Linked DNA regions of Homo sapiens: region 1 is linked to region 2. A link is a loop called in an ENCODE intact Hi-C map of the cell type or tissue named here. Cell type or tissue: endothelial cell of umbilical vein. All regions are shown on one strand. Each heading gives the region's core, and the rest is flanking DNA. Links, peaks and the distances in the headings are about the cores only.

Region 1 (5,390 bases), core at 183-5,182, 1.2 Mb after region 2:
AACAGGTGAAGTAAGAACTAGAAATATTTTAAATCACTCAATTAAGGTAACAAGGCTAATTAGCAGCAAAATTGTAATTAAAAGTATGAAACCTGGCATTTTGAAATTTACATTTTAAATAGAATTATGTTCAATTCTTATATTCATGTTGATAGATACCTCTTAAGCAATGCACATATTTTTTGAGCATTGCTTCTTCTATTCTAAGAATTAAACTAAACACTGTCGGAGATCAACAGATAAATCAGTACTTTCGTGAAGCTTATCATTTAATAGAAAAAAATAAAAATGTAGGACTAGAATTATAACACAGAAACAACATTTCCTAAGAGGAAAGATCACGTTTAGTTGAATACAACTGGAAAAGTCTCCTTAGATAAACTATTGTTGAGATGTATTTTAAAAATAGATGTACCTTTTCCCTGCCAAAGGCTTACTTACAACTTACGTGTCTACTTGAACGTCCTCCCAAGGATATGTGACTCTCACAACTCTGCTTCCTCTGACTCTTCCCTTTATACCTTTTTGTTGTTGCTATAAATATTTTATTTCATGCTAAATTTATAATCACCCAGGAGGTTTATTGTTTAAAAGTTATAATCATATCATGTTTTAAAAACATAAAAGAAAAAAAGCAACTAATAAAATCACCTGGTTTTAGAAGTTTCTCTAGCCTTTCGTTTGCGCTTATTTATTTTTGCGTGACAATTGTGAAATCCAAACAAAGAAAAGAACATTTTCTTTATCTCTAATTATCTGTGCTTTTATGTGAGCGACTCCAAATTTTATTTTAAAATCATTGGAAAAAAAATAAGAAGGCTTGTCATAGTGTCTGATTAACTTTTTAATTGTACTTTAAATCTTGGCTCAGCTTTAACCATCTGTCCATGTATCACTTCACTCTCCATAGCTGCTAGGCTCAATTAGAGACCCATCTGAGGAGTTCTCTCAGCACTTTGGGACACAGTACTCATCACGTTGAAGGGTCATCATATGTGTTCCCATTTTTTTCTCTGCAGGAAAGTGAGCTTCTGGAAGGCTGTATCTGAGTCCTGTTCCTCCAATATTCAATGAATGCTGTCTGAATGGATCAATCAAATGGAGCTCTGTTTCAATAAGAATTTACCATGCAAAACAAGAAGACAAAGGAGTTTCTAAAACGGAGCGGGTATCAAAAGTAGTCTAGGAACAGAATTATTGGAACAGTTTACACATTATCAGAAAAATACAAACAGTAGTAATTGTCCTGAGATAAAAGAAAAAGAAGGTCAAAAATAGGAAGAAATCTAAGCTGTTAGACAGTCATTATAAAGGCTTGTTTGCTTTAATTTTCTCATTTAATTATGATATTTCTGTTCATTCAATATACTTGGATAAATATTGTTTAAACATGTTTTATGAATATTACAGTGAAAAAGAGTAATAATTCTAAAGAAAAAAAGGTTAAAAAGTATAAAGCTCAATTTAAAAGAAAATGTCTAAAAGAAGCTTTGAATAAAAGCTATGATGCCCTCTGGTGTGCACACATTTTAGAACCAGTCTAATACAGACTTTACATATATATTCACTACATACTAATTGCTTAAAAATTCCATTAGAAAGTATAACAATTCACAATATACTTAATTTCAAAAGACCCAAAATACTAACATAAACTATTTCATAAATTTTTAAAATATAGATGCAAATGAGCCTAGTTTTTTTCTGTTTGTGGGTGTGGTAGTAATTTCTGACTAAAATGTCAAAGCCTAAGTTCTCAATGAGCTTGTCTGCAACTCATCAGAGAATTATGAATAAACATGGATGGAGGAGTATGCAGATTTCCTAATAGAAAAGCCATGAATGTTTTAACACCCAGGGGTTCAAATTATAATAAAGGGATAGCACCTGTCACTGGAGGCAAAATACAAGATCACCTTTTCAATCCCAGGAGCAATTAAATCACAGACAATTTAGCCTCTCTCTGGAAAGCAGTGTCTCCAAAGAATCCATGTGTATGTATATCTCAGAGTGCCACAAGTAAAGAGGTTGCTTTAAATCCCTCTTCTTAGTATTTCCCATATATCTTATGAAAAGGTTCCCCACCACCAATTAAAGGATGATTTCCTGTATTTTACTAAATTATGAGAGGACATACTTACATGGCCTCTTCTGATTATGACAGCTGATCACTAATATGATGTGACCTCCCCATTTCATGTACTTTTGTGCAGCCGTGATTTCTGCATTGAAGCTTTGGTAAAAATGTTTCAATTCATTTGTCTAATGGCGTATTTTTACAGGAAAAATACCGAGAAAAATTATATTGAACTCTCTGGAGAATCTATGCAGCTTGTTTAACAGATGTGTATTCATCTGAGAAAATGCATGCACTGGCCATGCTTATATCCTATTCTGAAGGATGACTCATGCAGTTTCCTGTGTTTCTAGCATCAATATGCCACCACTCTGATGACAGCTTCTTACTCTAGGGATTAGAAGGAGGTTCCTATGACGCAGACTGGTCCTCGGCCTCTCATCCAGGTGGCAGAGTGGAGTAAAAGGCAAGAACGCAGGCAACAGAGAAGTTCAAGACTGAAGAATCCAGGAGGAAGCAGAAGAAACAAGTCCCGCAGAGCAGAGCCCATGAAGCAAAGATGCTTGAAGCTTAAATACCAAAGAGGGGAGAACTGCAGTAAGAGGGGAAGTGTACGCTTCTGAAAAAACTCTGGGTGGCAGCAGGGGAGTCGAGCTTCTGGAGCAGGACACGCATTACTGTTCCAGAAAGCACAAGCACACTCTTCCACACGCTACAACCTCTGCTCTCTGAGGCCTGCCAAGGCGGCAACATAGATGATTTTCTCTCTTTCTGACTGCCCTTAATGAATATATATTTACTGAAGTTACCTTAACAACTAACCATTCTTTTTAGCCTAAAATGCATATCCAGAGTATGCACTGTACTCAAATGACTTCACTATCTGCATATCACATACTCAATAGTGTCAGTTCCAAAAATGGTCCATTACAATGAAAGAAAAAAATAAAAGAGAGTTTTAAAAGCCAGAAATTTAGTTCTGTGAAAACATACAAATTTGATATGGAGAAGATAAATTTTGGAACACTACAGAGTTCCTGAGTTTACTGCATAAATGATGGAAGTCAAGAATAGCAATCAAGAATTAATTCATGTATTCCATAACATTTTTGAGCTTCTTTTATAAACCAGGCTTTTAAAAATTAACTACTAGAAACTGAAAGATTGTAAAATGAAGTTCTATGTTCAAAATTAATTTTTAGATATTCATGGGACTAAATACATGGAAAAATACTGTGACATCATTAACGAAAAAACAAACACATAACAGTAAAATATTATGAGGTCAGGAATAGGCTGGGCCCAGTGGCTCACGCCTGTAATCCCAGCGCTTTGGGAGGCCGAGGCAGGTGGATCACCTGAGATCAGGAGTTCAAGACCAGTCTGGCCAACATGGTGAAACTCCATCTCTACTAAAAATACCAAAGATTAGCCAGGCGTGGTGGCATGCACCTGTAATCCCAGCTACTCAGGAGGCTGAGGCAGGAGAATTGCTTGAACCTGGGAGGCGGAGGTTGCAGTGAGCCAAGATCACCCCATTGCACTGCAGTCTGGGCAACAAGAGCGAAACTCAACAAAACAAAACAAAAGGTCAAATATAAATATACACAAATAAACCTGAATACGGGCCGGGCACGGTGGCTCACGCCTGTAATCTCAGCACTTTGGGAGGCCGAGGCGGGCGGATCACCAGGTCAGGAGATGGAGACCATCCTGGCTAACACGGTGAAAACCCGTCTCTGCTAAAAATACAAAAAATTAGCTGGGCGTGGTGGCAGCTGCCTGCCGTCCCAGCTACTCGGGAGGCTGAGGCAGGAGAATGGCGTGAACCTGGGAGGCGGAGCTTTCAGTGAGCCGAGATTGCGCCACTGCACTCCAGCCTGGGCGACACAGCAAGATTCCATCTCAAAAAAAAAAAAAACAAAAAAAAAACCTGAATATGAAGAATTAATTTACAAAAAGGACTATGGTTTTTAAATATTCTAAAGATGTAGTCTGTCAAATTTCCACATACAAAAATGGAAAATAAGTATATAATTATATATAATGTATTATAATTATGTCTATATATATGCAATATACATATAAAGTTGAAAATATGAGTGTGCACAGGCACACATGAAAGTCTAAAAAGAATCTTTTGGTAACAATGCCTTGGCTGGAAGACTTAATTTTGGTTAAATAAAATACAGCAATCTAACCTCGCCCAATAATTGCCACATGAAAATTATTTCTGCCAAGTCTATACTGATATCTATCTTCCTAAAATATAGTTGAATAGACATAACTTTCTCTGGCTTTTATTTTAACTATTGTCATATTTCTTAAACCATTCAGGCTCCTGTACCAAAATACCACAAACTATGTGATGATAAACAACAGTAATTTGTTTCTTACAATTCTGAAGGCTGGAATGTCCAAGATCATGATGCCAGCAGATTCAGTGTCTGGTAAGAATCTGCTTCCTCTTAGACAGCTATATTCTTATCCTAACCTCATACAGTGGAAGGGGTGAGGGGTATCTTTTGACCCTCTCCTATAAGAGCAATGATTTTATTTGTGCAGATTCCACTCCTATACATAATCACCTCCCAAAAGCCCCACGACCTAATACAATCATTTTGGGAGTGAAGATTACAACATACGTATTTTGGAGGGACATAAACATTTATACCATAGAGCCATACATATACAGGTTGAGCACCCTTAAGCTGAAAATATAAAATTCAAAATGCCCCATACTCTGAAACTTTTTGAGTGCCAACATGACACCAGAAGTGAAAGATTCACACTTGACCTCATGGGACTGGTGCATAAAAGTATTTAAAATGTTACATAAGATAATGTTCAGGTTATGCATACATGAAATAAAAATGAATTTTGTGTTTTAACTTTGGTCCCATCCCCAAGGCATTTCATTATGTATATTCAAATATTCCCAGATCCCCCCAAAATATGAAATCTGTAAGAAACACTTCTTGTCCCAAGCATCTTGGATTGGGAATATTCAACCTGTAGTTGGAGGGCACTGACATTAAAAATTGCCAAACTTAGGTGCAATTTGCTAAAAGGTGGAGGAGATCTAGAACTAAGTTAATGACAAGAAAAGAGACCACAGAATTGAGTAGTATTTCAAATCAACATAATCTTTTTCTCATTTTTTTAAATTCACAAAAATTAAGGTAACGGGCAATTGCTAACATGTACTAAAATTTCCAGTGCTACCTAGTTTACACAGCAATTCCCAGTTTTTTAATAGAAACTGAATCTTCTTCATACTAAGTCCTGAGAGGCTGATGACTTTTAAAATAAT
Region 2 (5,390 bases), core at 109-5,108:
AGGAGGAAAGGAAGGGGAAGGGAAGAAGACAAATATGATGGCCAAGCTTATCTACAACAGGAAATAGAGATGCAATGGCACATGCTGCTCCTACCAGCCTCCCTCCCTCCGTGCTTCTTTTCTTTCCCCTTCTTTCAGTTCTCTCAGGTAGTTTTAGAGTTGCTACTTCCTAAAAGGTCTAGTTTCTCAGTATATATGTGAGCAATAGCTTTAGAATTGTCCGTGAAACAACAGTAAGTTAGAAGACCTAGGAGGATTGCTTTTCAGAATTATGAATGGGGAGAAGGAGTGATAACAGAACATAAACGAAAATGTAAAGCTTTTTCTATATTATGCATAGATAATAAACATTCTCCAAATCTTTTATTATTATTATTATTATTATTTTTAGATGGAATTTTGCTCTTGTTGCCCAGGCTGGAGTGCAATGGTGCGATCTCGGCTCACTGCCTCCCGGGTTCAAGCAATTCTCCTGCCTCAGACTCCCAAGTAGCTGGGATTACAGGTGTATGTCACCACGTCTGGCTAATTCTGTATTTTTTTTTTTTTTAGTAGAGACGGGGTTTCACCATATTGGCCAAGCTGGTCTCGAACTACTGACCTCAAGTGATCCACCCGCCTCAGCCTCCCAAAGTCCTGGGATTACAGGTGTGAGCCATCACGCCTGGCCAAATGGTCTCCAAATCTTGCTGTTTCTTAACAGCATGCATTTGTCATTCATTTTACATGGTGGCCAGTTATTAATAGCTGTTAATCTGCTTTCTTCCTGAATGCTTCTCGTTCCAGAACCCAGGCTGAAGAGAAAGCCCCAATGTCTCCTCAGCCTGGATTCTGGAATGAGCTCCAAGAGCAAGAAGCATGCTATTCTTGTGGTAGAGGGAAGAGATGATAAGATCTTTAAGAAACTCTCAATGGCGCTGAAAATTTCAGCTCAGAACCCATATTGATCTTTTTCTTTCATCTTTTACTGGTCAAAGCATGTCACGTGGCCAAACCTGATATTGATGGAGACAGAAATAGTTCTCACTATAAGAAGTGTGGCCGGGCCTGGTGGCTCACGCCTGTAATCCCAACACTTTGGGAGGCCGAAACGGGTGGATCACGAGGTCAGGAGATCGAGAGCATCCTGGCCAACATGGAGAAACCCCATCTCTACTAAAATACAAAAAATTAGCCGGGCGTGGTGGCGGGCGCCTGTAGTCTCAGCTATTCGAGAGGCTGAGGCAGGAGAATGGCGTGAACCTGGGAGACAGAGGTTGCAGTGAGCCAAGATCATGCCACTGCACTCCAGCCTGGGTGACAGAGCCAGACTCCTGCTCAAAAAAAAAAAAAAAAAAAAAGAAAAGAAAAAAGAAATGTATGCTAAGTATAATATAATATGTTGTCCCAGCCAGGAGAAGGTTGAGAGTGAAAGTGTTTTTAAATAATTAAGCCAGAATAGTGGGTCTGATGTCTTCGCAAAATTAGATGCATTATCACTTTCTTACAATCCTCCTCTAGGCAAAGGTAGGCAAGTACTTGAGAAGAATAATTAAATTGATCTTAAACTTCAATTAAGAGACCTTGCAGCTGGGCACCGTGGCTCACATCTGTAATCCCAGTACTTTGGGATACTGAGACAGGAATATTGCTTGAGCCTGGGAGTTTGAGACTATTCTGGGCAATAGGAAAAGCCCCGCTGTGTAGAAAAAATTTTAAAAAAGAAAAAATCAGTTAGGAGTGGTGGCACAAGCCTGTAGTCTCAGCTACTTAGAAGGTAGGAGGATTGCTTGAGCCCAGGGGGTCGAGGCTGCAGTGAGCCCTGTTTGCACCACTGCACTGCAGCCTGGGTGACTGCAAGATTCTATCAAAAAAAAAAAAAAAAGAGAGAGAGAGAGTCTTTGTGTACCCCCAGGATGCATGCACATATGCCGAAGAAAGCAAAGTAAAACAGGCAGAAGGAAAACTAGATCGGGTGTCAGGAAGTTAGCTATTAACCTTAGGCTGTGAGATCTCTTCTAAAACACAAGTGAAGACAAATGATAAGAAATTAAGAGTAGTTCAATTCAATGATGTCCCTCATCTCAGAATGGTAAGAAAAAGGAGAGTCTAGAGTACAAATTTTCTGGCCTCAGTAGTTGACTGGTAAGCTCTGGGTCTTAAGGCATTAATGAGTATAGAACTCAGGAGATAATATGATATCCAGATTTGTTCCTTCAGCCATGGCAAATGTTTAATATTTAACACAAAGTGTTATTCAGTTATATTTCCATATGGGGAAAATTGGAGTAGTTTATGAATAAGACATATTGTGAAATTAAGATAAAGATAGAGAAACTCATATCTTATGAGACAGCTTTTTAAAAATTAGGAATGCAAACTATAACAGAGATTACACGGATGATATAAAAGTGGAATAGTAGCAAGAACTACCTGAGGGAAAAGAATTGGGGAAGTTAATTGATATTTGTATCCAACATATGATAATGAAACTAATGTCTCTTGGTTCAAAAATAGTTTTGAAACACTAACCTAGAAGCAAACCAGAGCCAAAAAAAAAAACACTTTTATTTATGAGAAAAATACTTTGAGTGAGAGATTAAAATCAATTTTTAAAAGAAATTTAAAGTATAGGACAAAACACTTGAATCAATGTAGAGACAGACAATATTTAGTGAAATTATCTAGACCACAACTCAGTGTTAAAGAGAAAATATGCATTTTAGATAGTCTGTAGACATTAGCTACTTTCATTGAATAATCTTTGAGACCCCATTCAAAGTGCAAGCCTACAGATGGTGGCTGGAACCCCTTGTGAAAGCAATCATCTCCTCTCCCCACAATTGCTCCTTTTCTGATTGGAGTGCTTAATTATACTGGTTTCCTGTCTTTAAATGTGTTCCAGGACTATAAAGATTATTTTTTCCCCATCACTTGCTTTTAACTGAAGTCAAGCAATTCAAAGAAAGCATCATCTTGCCTTAAATGTCTGACTATTTATCAAGAAAATATATACACAACTCCAATTTTCTTAGGGGTTCCTGTTTAGGAAACACAGGGATTAATTTCCTTGAGGTAGAGAATACACACTTGTTACATTATTGGTGTGATGGAAATTTGTGTTTTAACCACAAGGTGGCAGAATAAGCTAGGAGTTTCGTGCGCCCCTTCAAAAATCACTGGTTACTTCCGACATCGATCTAATTCAGATGAAAAATGCTATAATAGGTGTGTCTTCGTTAGCCTATATGCATGTGTAAGACAAGTGACTACATAAGTAACACTATCGAAAAAAGGTTAAAATGACTGAAGCCTCTTTCCTACCCTCAAGACAAATCCCACACAAAAGGTATTCTGAAGTTGATTTGTAGTGAATACTTATTTAGCTTCAAATAAACACTTTTAGCAGATGTTTTGAAAATGAAGTGGCCATATTTGTCACCACCCCCCACCCACACACACACTTCCTGCATTGTGAACCCCGAGACTTGTCCCATCCACGGTCTGCTCCTGAGATTAAGGGGAAGATGTGTGGGGAAGCACCTGGATGCTGGTTCCAGGATGCTACCTTGAATGTGCCTTGGATATCTGTGTCAGTAGAGAGAGGTGATGACCTTTCCCTCTTCTTCTATCCAACATTACATGGTTGGTTTACATAGATAGGTAAAATATATGCTTAACTGTATGCTATAATCCAAAGGAAGTAGGATTGTCATGTTAAGACAATTATTATGACTGTCAATATGGTCAAATATATGAAGTTAATAACAACAAAACAGATTCAGTATGTCATCTATTAGTATTATAATTTAGTGTATCTGTGGCTGTGCAACTCCAAAGAAATCATATTTGATAATTGTTTTGGTATAATAAATTCTGTATTTTAATAACTTACTGGTAATTGTATTGCTACAATGGAACCCAAACTTCTGAGGATTGCCTTCAAGACCCTTTGCTATCTGTTGTTTTTCTGCAATAGTCCCCTATTATTATCTAAACAGACCATGGTCTTTTATACCACTGTCTTTCCCAAGACTGTTACTTTTTTTTTTTTTTTTGGAATGTGCTCTCTGCCTCTGTTCCTGCAACTGGCAAGCTTCTATTTTTCTTTCAAGAAGTGATTGAGAGACCACCTCTCTGAAATCTATTCTTCTGAATTCTGCCTTGAAAGCAGAAGTAATCATCGCCTTGTCTGAAATCCTGGAGTCATCATTCCTGTATTCATCACTTTGATCACTGATTTCCACTTGCTTTTGTGCATTTCCATCCACCCAAGGAGAGGAACCTCATTTCATTACTTTTGTATCCTTGATACCTACTGGGGAGCTTTAAATGGAAAGGGAACTTAATAAACCCCTTTTGGAAGGAGGAAATAACACCAATAGATTCCTACGGTGCATATAGTAATGTATCGATACGTCATTATTTCTGTTTAAAGATAGCATTTATATTCAAAGATGATCGTGGTTTTAGAGTTTAAATTTAACTGATATATTTTATATTAAATTCAGAAAAAACTTCAAGTTATGTTTAATTGTAGAGCACGAACTATGTGACTATCAGTATTCAACTCCACTCATTGTCTGGGAGGTCATACCTATAAAAGGATTCAGCCTTGTAAAATTGGAACCTAAATAACATGTTTTTGAGGACTATTTCTCTTAAGGTAATTCCTTAATATTTGAATTAGACAAAGCATTTATGAAGTGCATGTTAAAGGTCTGTGTCAAGTGTGCTTTACAATCAGATGACAGTTATAATTATCTAATAAACAACAAGCTGATCTAGTTGTTTTAAAAACAAATTATCTGATCAGTATTGATGGGCTTAAAACAATAGAATCAGTTCCACCATTGTAAGAGGCTTCATAAACCACACACACACACACACACACACACACACACACAAATTAGTACATAGTGATACAGTTACACAATTCTCAATCCTTTAGTTAAAGAAACTACAACAGCATGCATATACTAAGATATCTATGTGAGGTAATGTATTTGTTAATTGGCTAGACTTAATCATTCCACATGCATATATACTTCAAAATAACAGGTTCTACATGATAAATATACACAATTTTATGCGTCAATTTTAACAAATAAATTTGAAAAAAAAATTGTTCACCAAAAAAGCCCACAAAAAATAGACTTTGCATTTTTCTTTCTTTTTTTTTTCTTTTTTTTTTTTTTTTTGAGAAGGAGTTTTGCTCTTGTTGTCCAGGCTTGAGTGCAGTGGCACACTCTCAGCTTACTGCAACCTCCGCCTCCTGGATTCAAGCTATTCTTCTGCCTCAGCCTCCCAAGTAGCTGGGATTACAGGCGCCCGCCACCACACCCAGCTAATTTTTTCTATTTTTAGTAGAGACGGGGTTTCACCATGTTGGTCAGGCTGGTCTTCAACTC

The links. Peaks named below come from ENCODE experiments on the same cell type or tissue, not always from the same donor. Only the 100,000 strongest peaks of a DNase experiment are listed, where the experiment ranks them.
Region 1: it touches region 2 in a loop (5-fold over the local background); 34 of 110 quality-filtered maps call a loop at or near these places.

What each region holds. Positions count from the first base shown.
Region 1 is chr3:80,675,542-80,680,931 of GRCh38, forward strand. All of the region lies in intron 1 of LOC105377177 (a long non-coding RNA gene), which reads right to left. LOC105377176 (a long non-coding RNA gene) reads left to right here and starts at 4,415. Exons shown (of 3, transcript XR_940989.3): 1 at 4,415-4,527. In endothelial cell of umbilical vein, for the core only: no CTCF peak of the experiment used is centred there; a DNase peak (open chromatin) is centred at 2,430.
Region 2 is chr3:79,518,310-79,523,699 of GRCh38, forward strand. All of the region lies in intron 2 of ROBO1 (roundabout guidance receptor 1), which reads right to left. Among named protein-coding and RNA genes, the nearest start is that of MIR3923, 13 kb to the left of the region's middle. In endothelial cell of umbilical vein, for the core only: a CTCF peak has its summit at 3,093 (motif pointing right); a DNase peak (open chromatin) is centred at 3,162.